Regions from separate parts of the Homo sapiens genome. Here region 2 is linked to region 1. The links are chromatin loops, found by intact Hi-C in ENCODE. Cell type or tissue: HepG2. All regions are shown on one strand. Links, peaks and the distances in the headings refer to the core of each region. The heading gives the core; the rest is flanking DNA.

Region 1 (7,822 bases), core at 4,909-7,408:
TAAGAAATCACCAAGAGAAATCCACAACTACTGAGATCCCAGCAAACAAGCCTAGCGAGGGGGAAAGGCTGCAGAAAAAAGAAACTACCACCTCTCTGTAACTTAGAATTAGAGCTCAGAAAAAGAGGCAAATTAGGAGAAGAAAAAATAAATGCATCACTGTATTCAGATTATACAATCACACGCTTAGAAAATTCAACAGAATCAGCTCAAGTTAGTAAATTCATAAATACATCAAAATCCACTGCCTCTAGGTGTAGTTAACTCTAAATAGCTAGAAATTATTATGAAAGAAATTTTATCACAATTTATCACCAAACGCTTTTATATTTTCAAGTTAGCCTAATACATCCTACAACCATTTATGGAAAATTACATTCTGAGTCCGGTTGAAGAAAACAGACATACTATAGATCAGAGTTAAAAAAAAAAAAAACTATGACTTGGCCGGGCGCGGTGGCTCACACCTGTAATCCCAGCACTTTGGGAGGCCGAGGTGGGCGGATCATGAGATCAGGAGATCGAGACCATCCTGGCTAACACGGTGAAACCCTGTCTCTACTAAAAATACAAAAAATTAGCCAGGCGTGGTGGCAGGCACCTGTAGTCCCAGCTACTCGGGAGGCTGAGGCAGGAGAATGGCATGAACCTGGGAGGCGGAGCTTGCAGTGAGCCGAGATCATGCCACTGCACTCCAGCCTGGGCAACAGAGCAAGACTCCGTCAAAAACAAAACAAAACACTATGACTTGAAGGACAAATCTGGTGCATCCCTCATTTTGTAAATAAAGTTTTGTTGGAACATAGCCAGGCCTGTTCATTTACTACTATCTATTGTTACTTCTGCAGTACAACAGCAGAGTTGAGTAGTTGTGACAGACATCATGGCCCTCAAAGCCAAAACTATTTACTATCCGGCCTTTTAAGAAAAGCTTGCTGACCCCTGATATAACTGATCATGTTCTCCAAGCTACTCAGTTCACAGGTGTCTTCTCAGTCCTTATTCTGCCCAAGAATATGTCCCACCTCTGCAGACTTTGATACCAACAGCCAACATCCCTCAAACTCCATCCCCCTTTGCCTTCCATTGTATGGTGCACACCTAGTTCTCCTCTAGCCGGTCTCTGACCCTTCTGACTTTTCCCTGTTCTTTTCTTTGTCCTTTAAATGTAAATCTTTTTCTAGATTTTCTAATTGGTCTTCTTCCCTGGATTATAACCATTATCTCACCTTGATACAAATGACTTGTAAATCTATCTCGATATCTGATCCTTCTCTAGAATTAAGTACTCAACAGCATAGATATCTACCCAGGGAAATCCACACACACTTCAGTCTCAGAACATCCAAAGTGGAATCTGCGTTCCTCTGGAAGCATGCTCCCCTTGGTAAGATACAGCCTGCTCCCAGGCTAGACATCCTGGCTCCTGCCTCTCACTCAAGATCATTTCCAGCTAGATAGTAAGTTCTGCCTCTTACTTCATGAGCCCTCTCAGGTAAGGTCCTTTCTCTTCATCACTGCTACCACAGCCTGGGCAGGCCTGGCACTTCTGACCTGGTTGTGGCAATAGTCCCTAATAATGGAGACATTATAGAGTACAAAACAGGGACTCATAGAGAAGTGAGAAGTCTCCCTTGTTCAAAAACCTCCTAGGGCTCTCCATGGCTTAAAGAATGAAACCTAAAGTCCTTATTGTGACTATCAACGTTCTCTAAGAGCTAATGCCTAGCTACCTTTCTGGCCTCGTTCCTCACCCATCTTCACCCACAAGGACCCACATGCCGTCCAAACAGGATTATTTGTGATGCCCAAACACACTTTTCCCCGTGCAGCCTTTGCTTCTTGCCTTTGCCTTAACTCAGAATACCCTTCTCTTTCTCTCTAGGACAGCTAATAGACAAGAATAGAAGAAAATTTTTAACATAATAAAAGAATAATCACACCGAATTTTATTATGAAGCTACAATTATTATGAGGCACAACAGCAGAGGTGCCAAGAGTGGGGTCTTTGAAGCAAGCACTCTGCTTTCAAACCTCAGTCTGCTATTAGCCAGTTGTGTGACCACTTGAGCCTCCGCATTTAGCTCTCCAGCAAAATGAGACCAATAATCTTATCAACCTCACAGGACTTCTGGGAGGATGAAAAGAGCAAGGCATGTTAGGAACTCAGCAGATGCATAATAAGCATCACTTGTATTGATGATAGTGTTTTAAAATTATGCTACTGTTTGACATGAAAATTCCAGCAAATCTAGGATACTTAACATGTATGAGTAAACTATCAAAAATAATTGAAAATGACTGAGCCCACCATTGGCTGGTTTGTGAGACTGCTGGAGGCAGAGTATGTTATTACACTCTCTCTGATAGAAAATCTTGCTATGGACAAAAAAAAAAAAGTCATAAAATGTCTCTTACTCGTGTCTTCTAGCCTCACTTCTGAGGATATTTCCCTGTTGAATGTCAATAGTGGTTACCTAAGTTATCTGCACAAAAACCTTGTCAGCAATGTTATTTGTAAAAGAAAACCATTTGAAATAATCTGATCCATCCAGTAGTTGGGAAGAGACTCAACAAATTCCAGATGCAGGAGGAAGTGTATGGGCCTGGCACGCTGCCTGCAACTCGGGCTTCAACAAAGGGCCTTTCCCTTCCCTTTCCCCTTTGTATTGTTGATGAATCCATGAATAAATAAAAGAATATATGAATGTCTTAAAATATTTGTTAGACAAAATGCCAAGAGGATATATACCCCATAACAGCAGAACATTCGAAGTCTAACATGCAATTTTGATTACATCTCAGGATCAAAGTCCTTCTGTGGAAATCCTTATTTTGAAGTTGAAACTGCAATCTATAGAAAAATATTATTTGTATTAATGTTTACTTAAATCACCCCAAATCTTTAAGGAGTGCATAAAATTAAAGCTGTAGTTCTAATTAACAGAGCTATCAGGCCCTGTCTCAAACTTCAGTACAATTTCAGCCAGGCACGCAATATTAACTTGACATGAAGAAGAAGGATCAGCTAATACCTAGGATATCCCAAACATTTGCTACATAAGCAGCAAAAATGGAGAAGAAAGAAACTTAGCTCCATTATGGATGAACAAAAACCAATCACATTTAGTTTCTTGAAAACAAAGTCCAAGAAAAACCAAAAATACAAAAGCAGAAGTTGAGGTGGGGCCGGCCAGCGGGGCAGCTGCCTATTTGGGGAGGTAGAAACTGTGATCTCACCATTTCTTTCTGCTCTAGAGAATCCAGTTTGGGCCTACTTTTCTTTGAGAGCCTGTGCTGGGTTTCAGACCATTTTTCCTGGCAGTCAAATGAAGGAAATAAAAAAGGAGACGTATGACCTCACCTGCTCCAGTACCTCCAGGCTGACAGAGGAGCAAAGCTTCCTGTGCTTTGCTTTCTTTAGCTGATTCATTTCAAATAATGGAAAACACATTCAGCATAAGAGAAATAAGGCTCTCTGTTACACAGGTTTACAAATATAGACAGACTTTCTATCTTGATTCACTACAAAGGGTTTCAAGAAAAGCAAATTAATATGTTGTGACCAGTGACTCTGAAACTTTTTTGGGTCACAGATCCCTTAGAGAATAAACTGCAGTCTACAAACTCCCTTCCTGGAAAAATGCACGGACACACTTATACGCATACACATACATTCTACACACCTAATCCACAGACAGTTTTGCACGCAATTGCAGGGATTCATGACCCTCTGAAGTTGGTCCATAGCCCCCAGTTAAGAATTACTGACCCAATTAAATCTTTTCAAAGAGAAAAGCTGAAAATTACCCAGGTTGTTGAGGCCAATAGAGTCCTCCACTAATCAGGAAAAACAACAGAATTTCAGAACCTGGAAATGATGTGCAGATCTATGCTTCAAGTCTTTTCAAAGGTCAATTGTAGGCTTTTGATTATTGGTAGCAGCGGAACTCTCTTTTTCAAATGAAATCTTCTACACAATTCCAATATTTAAAACAGATGAAAATAAAACTATTCTGTTCCCAACACAAAGAAACAATAAATGTTCAAGGTGATAGATATTCTAATTACCCTGATTGGATCATTACACATTGAATACACGTATCAAAATATCCCCATAAATATATCTAATTATTATATATCAACTAAAAATATTAGGAAACAATAATGAAGCTCTTCTAATTGATAAAAGATGCGGGGGCCTAGAGCGCCATCTGTTCAACTCCCTCTGTGTCACTTGTGACTCTGAAAAAAACACTGCCCTGGGCCCACTCCACTGGTCCGCTGAGCCACACTTGGGCCACTTGTCTCCCATACCATCAATATGCCCAGCCAGTCCCAATAAGCACTGCCATTCACAGAACAACCCCAGAACATACCGATTTCTCTGCCTAGTTGGGAGGACTTCAGAGATCCCGCTGACGACACAACAGCACACCTGCCCCAAGGCCCAGCCTTGGTCCTAATGCTCTCCTTGGGCAGATAACCCTCCCATTCAGAGGTATTGAAGGGAAAATCTGTGACCTCTACCATGGATACATTCACATGGTCCCGGAGGTGGCAGCGCAGGGCCTCTGCACTGAACTTGATGCCTGGTCCTGGCCCCTTGTAGGACACTTTGTACTTGTTCATGCTTAGGTAATTCTTCCAGATCTTTTGCAGCCTAGGGATAAGGTTTTTGGAAGAGCTGTCCTTGTTCCACACCTGGAAGGAGGCCTCTGGTTTGGCCTTGGCTAGGCCTCTGAGACTGCCGAGGGTCTGGCGGCCCCTGTGGGGGTCCTGGGTGCTGCTTGAGGATACAGACTGGGAATCAGACCCCATGGCCAATTTCCCCAGACTCTTTAACACCTGGAATTCCTTGGTTTGCAATTTAAAGGAATCATAGTAACTCCCTTTCTTCTTTTCCTTCCACACACAGATGACTGCAAACAGAAGAAAGACCAGGACGCAGCAGCTGAACTTTTTCTTCAGGTTGGTGTGAATCATAATGAAGATGTGTTCAGGGAAGTCACTTTGTTCTGAGCAGGAAAACAAGCCTAAAAAAAGTGAGACAAGGAAAAACAAATGATGTAAAGAAAAACCCAATGTGGCATGAGGCGGAGCGATGGACTGAGCAATAGATTTGAAATGAGGTGACTTGAATTCCAGCCCTGGTCTACCTCCTGGCCACCTCTGCAGCCTGTTAAGCAATTCTCGACAAAAGTCAGACTCAATTTGGGCTTTGAACGTGGACAGCAGTCCCTCTTCCTCTTCCACTCTTCCACTCCCTTCTTCCTCTTGAGCCATGAACACTTTATATGTCCTCCCATCATTACTTTTTCTATGCTGAATATTAGTTTCTGGTTGCCTTGGTCTACCTCTCTGACTGCACTCTGAGTTTCTTGAAGTCAGAAACCACATCTTGCAAATCACTCAGTTCCTAGGGCCTTGTAACATTTGTTAAATGAAGCCATGCATGCTTGAAAAAAAAATAGAATAAAAAAAAGCAGGCTGACTGTTTTACATCACCAGACCTAAACTTCCTAAAATAGTAAGTGGCCCAACACCCCTTCAAAATGGCCAGAAAAAGACTTCTCGTTATAGATGATGCCATAGATTTCTGATGTATCTCTCTAAGGGCTGCGATGCTGGACTCCTGCATGAGAAGATCGAGGGTTATCTCCACCACAGTTTTGTGCAGTGCCCTGCAAGAAGAGCACTGCTGAGACAGGAAGCTGACTCACCTCATGATAGAGGCTAGGAATTCTGGGTAAGATAGCAGACATGTAGCCAACTAAGGAAATGGAAACAAAAATTCATTAAGCACGCTAGATGTTATTTCACTTAACTTCACCATAACCAGGGCCACCATGAGACACAACTCTGGGGGCACCACGCATAGCATAGTCTAATACGAAGGGCATCTCCTAACCTGTACAGGGTTCACTTCAAAGGTGTTATAATCTCCATTTTATGGATTAGCAACCTGAGGCTCTAAGAAGTCAAGGGAAGTGCCCAAGCTCACAGAGCTGAGGAAATGGTTGCACTGAGGTTCAAATCGAAGTGGATTTGATTCCATAACCCATGTCCTTTCCAGTACAACATGCACAGAACTGCAAGAAGCTCTGGAAAATAGATTTCACTGAGCAAATAGAGACTGAATAGTCTCTTTATTTCTGAGTAAACACCTACTTTGTTTTCTCAGAATTTATTGTGTAACTGAATGGAAACTGGAAGCACTTTGAACTCAAATAATGTCTGTATCTTTTGGAAAACATTACATTCTTTCCCCAATCACTGGGTTTATTTACAATAATAAATCAAAGCAATCACCTCCGGGGTTTTGCTAACCCACTAGGGGTCTGAGGTCCCTTCCCATGGATCCCGCTCCTAAGGATATCAGGAAAAGGTAGTAGGAGTACTGGACTGGGTGTTCACAAAACCTGGGTTCTTATCCCCATTCTTGGTGACCTTGGGCAGGTCACTTAATATTTCTGCCCCTGAGTTTTTCAGAATAATTATCTCTGCCCTATGTGATTTGCAGAGTGTTGGGAGGGCAAAACAAGAGCATGGTATTCATTGGATTTGAACTAGATAAGCAAAAAGGCACAGAAGGTATTCTGAACAGAGACAGGAGAGCAGCAGCTCAGCCTGGGGGCCATGTGGAGGTGATACGGGTAGTGAAGACAGCAGTGTGAAGCCACAGCCATGACTCAGCAGCCCTGAGCTCCAGGCTCTTCCCTGGGAATTCTCCATGAACTGACATCCAGCTCATTCCTGGAATCCATTGGCAGTACCAACCAAAGCAGTGCTTCCACCATCCCAGACCTCAGGAACCAGTGACTCTGGGAACGATGGGCTCCTATCTTGGGCTGCTGAAGTTGTGGAAATGATTAAATGTACACAGTGGAAGAAGAATTCAGATAGAAGATCATGAAGTGAAGGGTGGAAGCTTGTTGTATTACCAGAAACTAAGGAATTCAATTTCCGCAGACACCCAACACAGGTAATCACATGACCATATGACAACTGAAGAAGAACTAGAGAAAAGAAGGAAAGTAGCATTTAAGGAGGGCCTACTACGTGGTAGTCACTTTCCTTGCAATATCTCATTGAACCTTTACTACAACACTATGATAGAGATATTGACAATCCTATTTTAGGAAATGGAAAAAACTGAGACTTAGCAAGGTTATAGGGTTTCTCCAATGTCAACAGCAAGTCAGTTCTAGAACCAGAATTCCAGCCCAGGTCTGTCTGACTCTAAAAGTTCATCATCTTTCCACCCAAGGACATGCATCTGTGATAAGGGACAGTGAGAAGTCAGTGTGATCAAGTCGGACTCAAGGTCACTAGAGAGGCAACTTCGTCTGTCAGACAGTCGCAGACAAGCCACCTTCACCATCAGTGCTGCACCTGCCATCCCTGCTGTGCACTGAGTGGTAACACTCAGGTACTTTCCGTATTGGTAAGGTTTTACAGACCTATTATACTCCCGTGAGATAAGCACAGCAGATTTTATGAGCTCCATTTATAGCTGAGTATAGTGAGGTTTGGAAATACAAATAATTTTCAAAGTTGCATGAGTGATTTGGAAATAGTGGACTTAGAACCTGACTTTCACATGTCTGAATGAAACAAGATGGCAGGAAGGGCCTGATTCACTGTCACAGGAGTGGAGGCTCAGGCAGCAGCTGCCCAGTACCTACTCTCCAAGGTGTGGTTTCCCAGGAAAGAAGAGTTCCTCCAAACAGCTGGGTCTAGCGACAGTCTTGCAACCATCAGACAGCCTCAGCCTTCACAGCCTGTGCTCTGTCATGGCCTCAGGGCACTCATCTGAAAT
Region 2 (12,367 bases), core at 3,783-6,282, 66 kb after region 1:
CCCCAGCTGGGCTGAATCTGAATCTGAGACAGGGCCTGGGAATTGCTCTTTTAACAAGAGTCTCAGGTGATTCTTAGGATCAGGCAAATTGTAGACCAATGGCACAATGGTTAAGGTGTGACATATCAGGATCCATGATCTGATTCCATCATCGTTTGTTTTATGGCTTCAGGCAACTTACTTAACCTCTCTGAACCTCAGTTACGTATCTGGAATTTCAGAATGATGACAGCATCTGCCTGTAGGGTATACGGAGGAATAAATGAGATAATGGTCATCAACCACTTAGCATAATGCCTGGCACATAGTAAGCTCTCAACAGTATCACCAACATCACTGACCTGATTGGTGCTATAAAAGCTGCATCCCTATTATTTTTGCTCAGTGCTACACAATTAGCAATTAAAGTGCCCGAGACCAGGATTTAAACTCATACCTGACCATCTCCGAAGCATTAAGCACCTACACAGCAACTTCTCGGAAGCCTTGGCAGCAGGGGAAGGAGAAATTAAACAGGCAGGGGGCCCGGTGGCATAGAACAACCCACATATTCAGGTACTGGCTCCAAATTCATGTTTGAATTCAGCTCACGTTGCATTCTTAGGAGCAGCTATTACGCAGATGCTACAGCCAGAAGGATGCCCCCGAGCACTATGTATTAAGGAAGGAAAGTTTGTCTTGGACTTCCTCCTGTCTCTGTTTCGACTCCTCTTCTACCCCTACCCTCCTTTGGGGACCATCCAAAATCCCCACTTTTTCTCCAGGTCTGCCCAAGGAGTTCCTCTCTTGGGAAGCAGATCAGGCACAGAGTTTGAGTCTGGCCTGGAGAACAGGGAAGACCTAAGCTTCACTTCCCAACTGTAAGGCCTCCCACTGTTACTTCACCCCTGGGACCTTCTCTCAATAGGTCCTAGGCTCATTTGCAGTAATGCTCCAGGCAGAGTGCATAGCTCACTGGTCAACTAATCAATAACGCTAGGCCTCAGGGTATCACCTCTCCTTTCTCTGAATTCCCCCAACCTAACCTAACATTTCAGTTAAAGTGGGGCCACCTGTGACTCACACTTTATATACAGTTTGTTTTACAATGAGCCCTCATTCATTTGTTCACACAAATATGCCCCAAATACAGATGATACAGAAATAAATAGGGCCCAGCTCCTGCTGCTGAGGTCTTAGAGAAAAGACCATAAACTAGTGGGTGGAAAATCATGTAAAGCATTAAAAACTAAGGGCCGAGGAGGTGGTGCCAACTCTACTAGAGGAAGTCAGAAGTCAGAAAAGGTAAAGTTCATCCTGGGTTTTGAAGTTTGAACAGGAGTTCACCAAGCAGAGCAAGGCATGCCCAACAGAGAATAGCAGTGCAAAGGCTCAGTCATGAAAGTGGCCCATTGTGTTCAGGGATGGGGAGAAGCTGTGAGGTGGGACAGGGTATAAGGGCTGCAGTGATGAGAAATGGTCTTCGACAGGACATCTGCTCCAGACAGAGGTATTTCTAGTCCCAATTTATCCTGCAAGCAACTGGGACTGGTGGAGGTTTTCTAAGCAAGCAAATAACATTATTAGATTGTTTTCTCTAAACTCCGTGGTGTGCTCCCAGCACTAAAAAGGAGCTTTGATGGAGCACGAAGAGGTGAAGAGGGGCCATTTCCGTGAATAAAGGAAAGGGTGCCAGAGACCATCTTTTCTGGCTCCTGGTCTGGCCTGCAGCCCCACCATCCACCCAGCTAACCCCTGGCTCAGCAGATAGTGAACTCTGGTCAAGTCCCTCCTGGAACACCAGGCTCCAGAAGCTGTTAACAGAGTAACGTGGAGAGAGAGGAGTGGGAACCAACTGCACAGATAAACTGAGGAGGAGTCAGAGAAATATGATGTGTCTAGTGGCTCACAGCATCCTGAAAGGGGCAGGAGCTTCCAGCTAGATAGACTATGTTCAAATTCCACCTCTACCTTTACTACCTGGCATAACCTTGGGTAATTCCCTTAACCTCTCTGAGACTGTTTTTTCTTTTTTCTTTTATTTTTATTTTGACACGGAGTCTCGCTCTGTCACCCAGGCTGGAGTGCAGTGGCATGATCTCAGCTCACTGCAACCTCTGCCTCCTGGGTTCAAGCGATTCTCTAGCCTCAGCCTCCCAAGTAGCTGGGATTACAGGTGTGCGCCACCACGCCTGGCTAATTTTTGTATTTTTAGTAAAGATGGGGTTTCACCATGGCCAGGCTGGTCTCGAACTCCTGACCTCAGGTGATCCTCCCACCTTGGCCTCCCAAAGTGCTGGGATTACAGGCATGAGCCACCACGCCCGGCCGAGACTGTTTTCTTATCTATTAAATGGCAATAACAAGTCCCATTCACTTCAAAGGCTTGTACTGAAAATTAAAACTATTTCAAGTGATGAGGATAGTGACCACTACAAGGAATAATGGCTCTCTAAATATTATTAAACTGATTATTAATATCTTCATTTTTATTTTATGTGTCTTTTATATGATGTGATAAAATCCCTCAGGCTAAAAGATCTTCAAATACAGCAGGCCCCTGGAGGCACGGGATGGAATTAGCCCTCCTGAGGCGCTCAGAGGACGGCTGTGTCTCCTGCGTGAGACTGATCAGTTCCTTCCAAGTTGCCTTCCGCCCTCCTTGGCTGCCTGCAGTTTCTGTAGGATCATATTTCCCACCTGACCCAGTGGGCCCAGGAGAGCTGTGGGCCTTGTAGCTCTGAGCTTTTCAGAGGTCTCACATGACAACCTGGCAGGGTGCAGCTGTTCCCGGCAAGGGCATTAATAATACAGGCCTTCTTCCGCAAACTCTGGCCAACAGTCTAAAATGACAAGTGAAAACACTGAGTCCAAATTCTCCCTGGGGCTTAGGGCAGAGGAAGCCAAAATAGCTCGCCTTTATCAGGGCTAAATCGTGGAACTAAATCAGGGTTCTGCTAGCGGTGGTGGCTAAGGGAAACCGCTGGTGATAAAAGCAAAGAAATGGGGGAGAAGCCGTGGGGGAGGGAGCCACAGTCACACTCCTTACAGAATAAACTATCTCGCCTAGGGGCAGTTTCAGCAGAAGGCTTCAGAGACCCCCGGAAGCAGACAGAAAGAAGTCCACATGCCTTGCTGGCTGAGGAGCAAATCGGGTCATGAATTTCATCTCAGCAATAGCCAATAAACACAGCAGCTGCTATACCCAGCCCTGAGACATCTAGCACAGGAGACTTTATAAAGAACAAGCCGATCTCCTCTGGCAAGCAAGCCACAAATGGAGAAGGTCTTGGCAGGATTTTTGTGTCCTTTATTCATATGGTATCAGCACCTAAAACAGTGCCTGGCATTAAAGCACTAGGTAAATATGAGTGACTGAAGAAATACATGCGTGGGGAGAGAATATAAACCAGCAGCACCAGTTAGTAACTATACAAAGGTAAGCAAGCCATTCAGTCTCTAGGAGCCTCTATTTCTTCATCAGGAAAATAGGGTAATGACACCTACTTTGAAAGGGTCTTATAAGAATTAAGGCCGGGCACAGTGGCTCATGCCTGTAATCTCAGCACTTTGGGAAGCCAAACTAGGTGGATCACTTGAGGTCAGGAGTTTGAGGCCAGCCTGGCTAACATGGTGAAACCCTGTCTCTACCAAAAATGTAAAAAATAGCCGGGTGTGGGGGCACATGCCTGTAGTTCCAGCTACTTGGGAGGCTGAAGCAGGAGAAGCGCTTGAACCCGGGAGATGGAGGTTGCAGTGAGCCGAGATAGTGCCACTGCATTCCAGCCTAGGCAACAGAGCAAGACGCTATCTCAAATAAAAAAAAAAAGAATGAAATAAAATGATGTATGTAAACACCTCTAAAACAATGCTTGGTAGAAGTAGGCACTCAGTAAATGGACTTCAATCTTCAGCTACAAATTTGACCTCAATCCTCAGCTATAAATCAGACCTCAACTATCAACTCTCTGTTTCCAATTCTTACGGAGGAGGGGAAGGTTGGGGGAGGTGAATAAAAGGAGAGCGTAAACCAACTGAAGATGAGAAATCAAAGGAAAGCAAAGGAAAGACCCACAAGGTCACACCTCACTGGATGACCTTGGACAAGTCAGGTACTTTGCTGGGTCTCAGAGTTCTCTGTGGTAGGATGCAGGGAGGTGAGTTTGATCTGTGGTCTTGAAACTGTGTGCAGGAACTCTAGCGAGCCCGTGGAGACCCTGAGGGGCTGTCTTGGGGTGGGGAAGAAGGAGACCAGTGGGTCCCGAGCAGTTGCAGGCAGTTTCCTATGGGAGGCTGGGAGGCTGTCCTCAGAAGAAACAGTCCCACACTTGGTCCAGTTTGTTGTAAACTAATGCTTTCTCCGAGGTCCCCAGTTCCTCCCAGGGCCAGGATTGGGATGAGGTAAGGGAGGTCTCACCCTAGTCCCAATCGTGAGTCCCCCAGACCTCCTTCAGTGCCAGCCTCACTCACTTCTGTGGCGTTTGGCACAGCCAGCCACCCTCTCTGGAAGTCTCTCTCCACTGCCTGCCCTGGCACTGCCTTTCATGGGTACAGTGTTCTGTTTCTCTCCATCTCTTTCGCTGGATCCTCTCCTTCCTCCTGGGCAAGAGAAGTAGAACAAGAGGGAAGAAGTGGATGGGAGAGTACAAAGAGGCCATGGAAGAACACACTGTGGGGAAGTTCAGTTGTGGACAGGCAGAGGGAGACTGGTTGAACAGCAAAAGGCAGATGGCCAGGCAGGTACGAACCTCAGGGACAGAGAAGAATCACTCCCCATCACCTGGCAGAACTTTCTCTCCCCTGCACTTCTTCTTTCCTTGCCTCAATGCCCCTGTCCAAGTCAAGTCCACATCATCTAATACTAGGACCCTCACAACAGTCTCCCAACCCATCCCTTGCTTATCTTCTCACAAAAGATTAATCTCCTGAAGTCCAGCTCTGAATCATTAAGCTCCTCCTCAGACACTGAAATTGCATCTTCCATGTTTACTCCATTAAGTGCAAATGCCTCTCAGTCTAGTATACAAGGCCATACTCCCACTCACTCCCCAGCCTCCAAGCAACACCCACCGTGCACACAGGCACCCGCTTCCCTGGATTCACCCTGGCCACCGGCCCTGACGTTGCCTGCACTCCTTTCCTCCCTCAGCGCACCCTCGCCCCAATTTCACCTGTCAAATCTTTGCACTGTAAACAGCAGACCCACGCTCCTCTTTTCCAAGATCCTGCATCCAGGCCTGCCAAAGCCCAGAGCTATTTGTAGATGTTGGCGAGGACACGTCTCTCTGTCTGCTCAGTCAATAATTCACTGCAATACCAGGTATTGCAAAAGAAGGCCTTTGCCTTGCCTTCCAATAAGAGTTACAGGGTAGAAAGCAGAAACCTGCCCTGCAGCTGCCATGAACCCCACCTGAGCAGGCAAGTTAGGCTACACTTGACAGTGGAAGCTCATCAGCCACAGTGAAGCAGCCCCCACCACTTGTTTATTTATTTATTTCCCTTTGCACCCAACCCTGCTGTGGGCGCCCCCCCCCCAACCAGGCTCTCAGTAAATACTAATTGAATTAATTAATTAATTAATGAGATCTTCCTGCTGGGAGCACAGAACTAATCCCATAAAAACAAAAATAATTCTCCTGTCTTTTGCATCTAAAGCTGACCCCACTAATGACGGAAATGTTCTATAACTGGATTGTGGTGACAACTGCACAGCTCAGTAAGTTTACTAAAAAAAATCACTGAATTGTATACTTAACATGGGTTGATTTCATGGAATATAAACTGTACCTCAATAAAGTTGTCTTTAAATATCTGTATGATGATCAAAACCACCATGGTCCATGGTGGCTCACTGTTCGGCTGAGTGATAAAGTGAGTTATGAGCTAACCCAAAAATAAACAACAGAAAAGATGCTCCGGGTCTGTAAGGTGTGGGATCCAAGCTCAGTCGGTTCCTGCAGTATCGGCAGCACCTGTGGATGGTTGGATATGGGTAATCTCAAGGAACGGTCTAGGCTGTTGGAGGCGGGGTGAGGGCCCTGGGGTGGCCAGGCGCCTGGTCAGCCTATAGTCAGGATATAGCATAAAGTGGACTGATCCTACTGAATCTTCCACACTGGCCTCTCCAGTGGCCCAAAGCTAGAGAGTCAAACCCCAGGATGAAATCACTTTCCCGAGGAAGTATCTATCCACTGGCTTCCCAGGCTGTGGTTCATTCACGCAACACCACAGAGCTTCCTCCACAGCAACCCCCACAATTCACGGTTTCACATTTGATTGTGTTACTATTTAATTAGCATTTGTCTCTCTCTCTTTAGCTCACATGCTACAGGAGGTCAAGCGCCATGGCTCATGTGTTCACAGTGCCCAGCACAGAGGCAAGCACACAGTAGGTGTTCATTTAAAAAGTCGATTGAATGCTGAATGAGTGAATGGACACTCTTCGCTGACTGAACTTGGGTAAGGCACATGTCCCGTTTTCTTTCAGTGCAGCACTGCCCTACAGCTGGGTGTTCATGAAGAGGGCCTCCAGGAGAGGAGGAGAGGCAAAGAGTTAGGAGAGGGAGCCAACACTCCCTAAGACACTTCTCCACTTTGCCCTCACAACAATCTACAAACCAGCTATTATTATTGCTCTGTCTACAGGTGAGGCAACTGAGGCATTGCAATTGGAACTCAGATCTGTCAGGCTAGAAACCTCTCTTTCCCAGACACCCCTGATGGGCAAGGGTGAGATGAAGTGGATGGGAGTCTCTACAATGCAGTCAAGGTTACTGCTGCACAGGCAGGGGGTTGAAAATCTGAGGGCCAGTGCAATCATGTGCTATCCTCCAAGGTCCAGTCCCCTGTGTCATCCTCCTCCTGCCTCTTCCTGCAGTATATGTGAGCCAGCCCTGAGTGCACAGGAGACTCAGAAAACAGAAGAGGGCCGGGCGCAGTGGCTCACGCCTGTAATCCCAGCAGTTTGGAAGGCCAAGACGGGCAGATCACGTGAGGTCAGGAGTTCAAGACCAGCCTGACTAACATGGTGAAACCCTGTCTCTACTAAAAATATAAAAATTAGCTGGGCATGATGGCGGGCGCCTGCAATCCCAGCTACTCAGGAGGCTGAGGTGGGAGAATCACTTGAACCCAGGAGGCGGAGGTTGCAGTGAGCTGAGATTGTACCATTGCACTCCAGCCTGGACAACAAGAGCAAAACTCCATCTCAAAAATAAAAATAATGAATAAATAAATAGAAGGGTATCTTCCCAGCGGTGATCCAGAGCCTGAGCCCACTCACAACTGGGGAGCCCATGGCCAATGCAGGTCTCCAAAGACCTCTCCATTCCCCCTGGAAATACACTCACTTCTCAATACTCCATTTCCCATCTCAACATCCCAAACTGCTCCTGTCCCAGAGAAAGCTCATGGCAAATCCTCCTCTTCTTCCCACATGCTCCTAAGGGGAGACACCAAGGTGTTTGCCCAGCTATAGGGCAGTGCTACACTGAAATCAAACAGGGAGTATGTGCCTTACCCCAGTTCGTCAGTGAAGAGTGCCCACTCACTCATTCAGCATTCAATCAACTTTTTTAAATAAACACCTACTATGTGCATGCTTCTGTGCTGGGCACTGTGAACACATGAGCCGTGTTATGTGGCGTCATGTGTGTGCCACATGAGGTTCTATCCACCCTAGTGCAGGTAATGTACACATAGTAACAAGCAGTGGCCGGGCATGGTGGCTCACGCCTGTAATCCCAACACTTTGGGAGGCCGGGGCGGGCAGATCACAGGAGGTCAGGAGTTTGAGACCAGCCTGGTCAACATGGCAAAACCCTGTCTCTACTAAAAACACAAAAAATTAGCTGGGTGTGGTGGCCCGTGCCTGTAGTCCCAGCTACTTGGGAGGCTGAGACATGAGAATCACTTGAACCCGGGAGGTGGAGGTTGCAGTGAGATGACATCCCTCCCAGGCGCACTCCAGCCTGGGTGTCAGAGTGAGACCCTGTCTCAAAAAAAAAAAAAGAAAGTAAGAAAGTAGCAGGTAGCATAGCATAATGACTAAGAGGACAGACCTGGGTGTCCTACTCCCCAGGTTCAAATTCCAACTTACTAGCTATGAGACCTCTCTATGCCTGTTTCCTCATTTATAAAATGGAGTTATAAATTGTACCCAATTCTTAGGGTTGTCATGGGGATTAAGTGAATTAATATACATAAAACACTTAGAGCCTGGTCCATAAGAAGTGCAATATCATCATTCACTGTCATTGTTCGTTTCTTTCCCCAGTGCATTGAAGTTGCCTCTCCATCTGTAAGAGGAAAGAGTAGAAGATGCTGAGCTAGGGAAGGCTTGAGGCCATGGCAGCTGCCCTTGGCACTGTATGATCTCTAAACACTGAGAAAACAGTCCTCCTGGGCCAACTCTAGAGGTTTCTTCAACTAGGCTGCCAGTAAGTAGAGATGTTGGCACGCTGGCACCAGGGAGGAACAGGGTGGAAAGCACAGTGAAAAATCAGCACTTACAGGATGTTTGCTCATCTGTGAACAAAAACAATCCTCCCTGGAAAAATACACAGCTCTATAAAATATCACTTTTCATGGGCTACCCAGGACAATGACTAAAGATTTCCTATAACTGGTGAACTGGGCTGAAGAACAAGGAAGTCAGATTCCTGGGGCAGCTCTGAAAATGATGGGAGGGGGTTTGTCAGCACCAAATCTTCTTGCTTCCAACACTTAAGGAGTACAGGCTGTGGTCTAGATTCAGACAGCCAGACTGGGGGAGCAGAAAGAGAGGCACACAACCAGCTGTTAGGGAAACACAAATTAAGACCACAATAAGATATCACTACACATCTATTAAAACAGCTAACGTTGGGGGGGCACAGTGGCTCACGCCTATAATCCCAGCACTTCAGGAGGCCGAGGCACGTGGATCACCTGAGATCAGGAGTTCGAGACCAGACTGGCCACTGGCCAACATGGCAAAACCCCGTCTCTACTAAAGATACAAAAAAATTAGCCAGGCATGGTGGCGCACACCTGTAATCCCAGCTACTCAGGAGGCTGAGGCAGAAGAATCGCTTGAACCCGGGAGGTGGAGGTTGCAGTGAGCCAAGATAGCACCACTGCACTCCAGGCTGGGTGACAAGAGTGAAACTCCGTGTCCAAAAACAAGGGAACAGCTAAAGTTGAGAAAAAGTGACAACACCAAATGCTGGCAAGCATGTGGAGGAAGTGGATTATGTTGCTGGTGGGCATGTAAAGTGATACAGCCCCTCTAGGAAATGGTTTGGCCGTTTCTTCAAAAACAAAATAATATGCTCACCATGCAACTTAGCAATTGAACTCCTCGGCATTTATATCAGAGAAGCAAAAATTTATGTCCACACAAAAATCAGAACACAATTGTTCATAGCAGCTTAACTTGTAATAGCCAAAAACTGAAATTAAGCAAAATGCCCTTCCATAGGCAAACAATTAAACTGTGATACATGCATACCATGGAATACTATTCGGTAATTTAACAAAAAGAGCAAACTATTGATAAATTCAACAATTTTAGTAGACCTGAAGGGCATTATGATGAGTGCAAAAAAGCCAACCTCAAAAGGTTGTATATTGTATGATCCTATTTAGAGAATATTCTCCAAAGGCAAAATTATAGAAGTGAAAAACAGAGGTGGGGGCAGGGTGACAAAAAAGGGTCAGCACAAGGAAGACCTTTTTGATGATAAAATAGTTCTGTATCCACCGGGCGCAGTGGCTCACATCTATAATCCCAGCACTTTGGGAGGCTGAGGCAGGCGGAGCATGAGATCAGGAGACAGAGACCATCCTGGCTAACACAGTGAAACCTTGTCTCCACTAAAAATACAAAAAAAAAAAAAAATTTGCCGGGCGTGGTGGCAGGCACCTGTAAACCCAGCTACTTGGGAGGCTGAGGCAGGAGAACTGCTTGAACCTGGGAGGCGGTGGTTGCAGTGAGCTGAGATCGCGCCACTGCACTCCAGCCTGGGTGACAGAGTGCAACTCTGTCTTAAAAAAAAAAAAAAAAAGAAAAAGAAAAGAAAAAGAAATAGTTCTCTATCTTGATTCTAGGGATGCCTATACTAACCTACACACAAGAGAAAATGACACAAACTATACACATGTTGTACCAATCTCAGATGGCTGGTTTTGATATTGTACTATAATTATGTAAGAAGAAACAAGAAACTAAAGGAAGGATGCATCAGGAGTCTCTGTACTATCTTTTCAACTTCCTGTGCATCTACAATCGTTTCCAAATAAAAAGTTAAATAAAAAGAAAAGGCACCCAGCCAGTAAGAAAACTGGGATTCCAGTTCAGACTCTTCGCTCCAAAATCCTGGTGTTCCAACCAGGTCAAATTATTCATAGTACTGTGTGTACCACGACGTTTCCTGTTTCCATGCCTTGGCACATACGAACTTCTACTGAGGCTACCCTTCCCTCGCCTAGATAACTTTTCATTTCCTTTAAGATCCAATTCATATAGCTTCTCCTTAAGGAAGCTTCCTTGACTCCCCATCCTGAGATCACCGCTCTTCCTCTGCACTTCCTGTGCACAGCACTTATTCAACTGAATTGCAATAATTAGCTTACTTGCTTCCATCTCCTGTCATGTACAAGCCACAGAATTGGAGAACAATTTTGCAAAGCATATCCAATAAAGGACTTATCTGTAGAATATATAAGGAAACCTTACAACTCAATCATAAGAAGACAAACAACCCAATTTTCTTTAAATGGGTAAAAAAATCTAAACATTTCACCAGAGGAGCCATCCAGGTGGCAAACAAAGCACATAAAAATGAAGCTCAATATCATTAGTGTTTACGGGAATGCACAAAAAAACACAATGAGATATCACCATACACCTATTAAAATGAAAAAGATGGGCTGCGCGCTGTGGCTCACGCCTGTAATCCCAGCACTTTGTGGGGCTGAGGCGGGCAGATCACTTGAGGTCAGGAGTTCAACACCAGCCTGGCTAACATGGTGAAACCCCGTCTCTACTAAAAATACAAAAATAGGCCAGGCATGGTGGCCAGGTGCCTGTAATCCCAGCTACTCAGGAGGCTGAGGCAGGAGAATCGCTTGAACCCCGGAGGCAGAGGTTGCAGTGAGCTGAGATTGCGCCACTGCATTCCAGCCTGGCCCACAGAGTGAGAATCTGTCTCAAAAAAAAAAAAAAAAAAGAAAAAGAGAAGAAAGAAAAAAAGAAAAAGAAAAAGATAGATCATACCAAGTGTTGGCAAGGAAGTGAAGTGCCTGGAATTCTAGTACACAGCTGGTGGTGATATAAAATGGTACCCGTGCTCTAGGCAACAGTTTGGCAGCTTCTTTAAAAGTTAAACAAACGCCCACCACATGACCCAGCCACTCTACTCTTAGGAGATTACTCATGAGAAATAAATACTTATGTCCCCACAACATTTTTTTCCACAAATGATTCTAATGGCTTTATTTTAATAGTCCAAAATTTGAAACAACCTAAATGTGTGTCAACAAGTAAATGGATAAATAAATTGTGGTATATCCACAACTAGGACTACTGATACACACAACATTGATGAACAGCAAAATAATTACGCTGAATGAAAAAAAAATGCATGCTGTATAATTCCATTTACATAAAGCTCCAGAAAATGCAAACGAACCTATAGTGTGAGAAAGCAGCTTAGTCCAGTGGTTGCCTGAGGATGGAGGGCAGGAGATGGAAGGGGGCAGGAAGGAGGGATAAAGCTCGGAAGGACACTTTTAGGGGTAATCGTTATGTTCATTAGCTTAATTGTGGGGATAGTTTCATGACCGTATACATATGTCAAAACTCACCAAGTTGTACAATTTAAGTATGTGCAGGGTTTTGTCTGTCAATTACACCTCAATAAGGGTATATAAAACAAGATTAATGGGTACCATCTAATAGGCATCTACTTTGTGGGGAAAAAACTTTATATAAATAATTATTCATCTTCACTCAAGGTAGGTATTATTCGGCCCATTTTACAGATGATGAAACTGGATCAGAAAGCCGGGAGGTCATGCAGCTATGGTCAGGTCAGGCTCAGACCCAAGTCAAATGGCTTCAAAGCTGGGCCACTTTTCTCCGTACTGTGATGCCTTTCTACAGTGGCAAATTCCCAACCTGAAGCCACAGGCCATAACTCCCCGGCCTAAGCAAGACCTCAAAGAAGGCTCCAAATGAGAATGAGGGGCTGGGGCTGCAGGAGATCTCTGGCATCACTAAAATGACACCCTCTCTCTCTTGGATTGCCACTGCCACAAATACCTCCAACAGCCAAAGCCAGCCCATCCCGGGCCAGATGGGCTAAGGCAGGAAGTGGGCTGTGCCGGCTCCCCAGGACACCCTGGC

The links. Peaks named below come from ENCODE experiments on the same cell type or tissue, not always from the same donor. Only the 100,000 strongest peaks of a DNase experiment are listed, where the experiment ranks them.
Region 2: it touches region 1 in a loop (3.0-fold over the local background); 2 of 110 quality-filtered maps call a loop at or near these places.

Annotation. Positions count from the first base shown.
Region 1 is chr3:187,039,868-187,047,689 of GRCh38, reverse strand. It overlaps ST6GAL1 (ST6 beta-galactoside alpha-2,6-sialyltransferase 1), which reads right to left. Exons shown (of 8, transcript NM_173216.2): 4 at 4,380-5,036. The coding sequence starts at 4,986. Among named protein-coding and RNA genes, the nearest start is that of RPL39L, 96 kb to the left of the region's middle. RefSeq lists enhancers at 3,047-3,156, 3,267-3,536, 5,787-5,856. In HepG2, for the core only: no CTCF peak of the experiment used is centred there; DNase peaks (open chromatin) are centred at 5,709, 6,189 and 6,679; H3K4me3 peaks cover 2,040 bases.
Region 2 is chr3:186,967,874-186,980,240 of GRCh38, reverse strand. The region is part of intron 2 of ST6GAL1 (ST6 beta-galactoside alpha-2,6-sialyltransferase 1); the gene reads right to left. Among named protein-coding and RNA genes, the nearest start is that of ST6GAL1, 44 kb to the right of the region's middle. RefSeq lists an enhancer at 3,861-4,742. In HepG2, for the core only: no CTCF peak of the experiment used is centred there; a DNase peak (open chromatin) is centred at 5,290.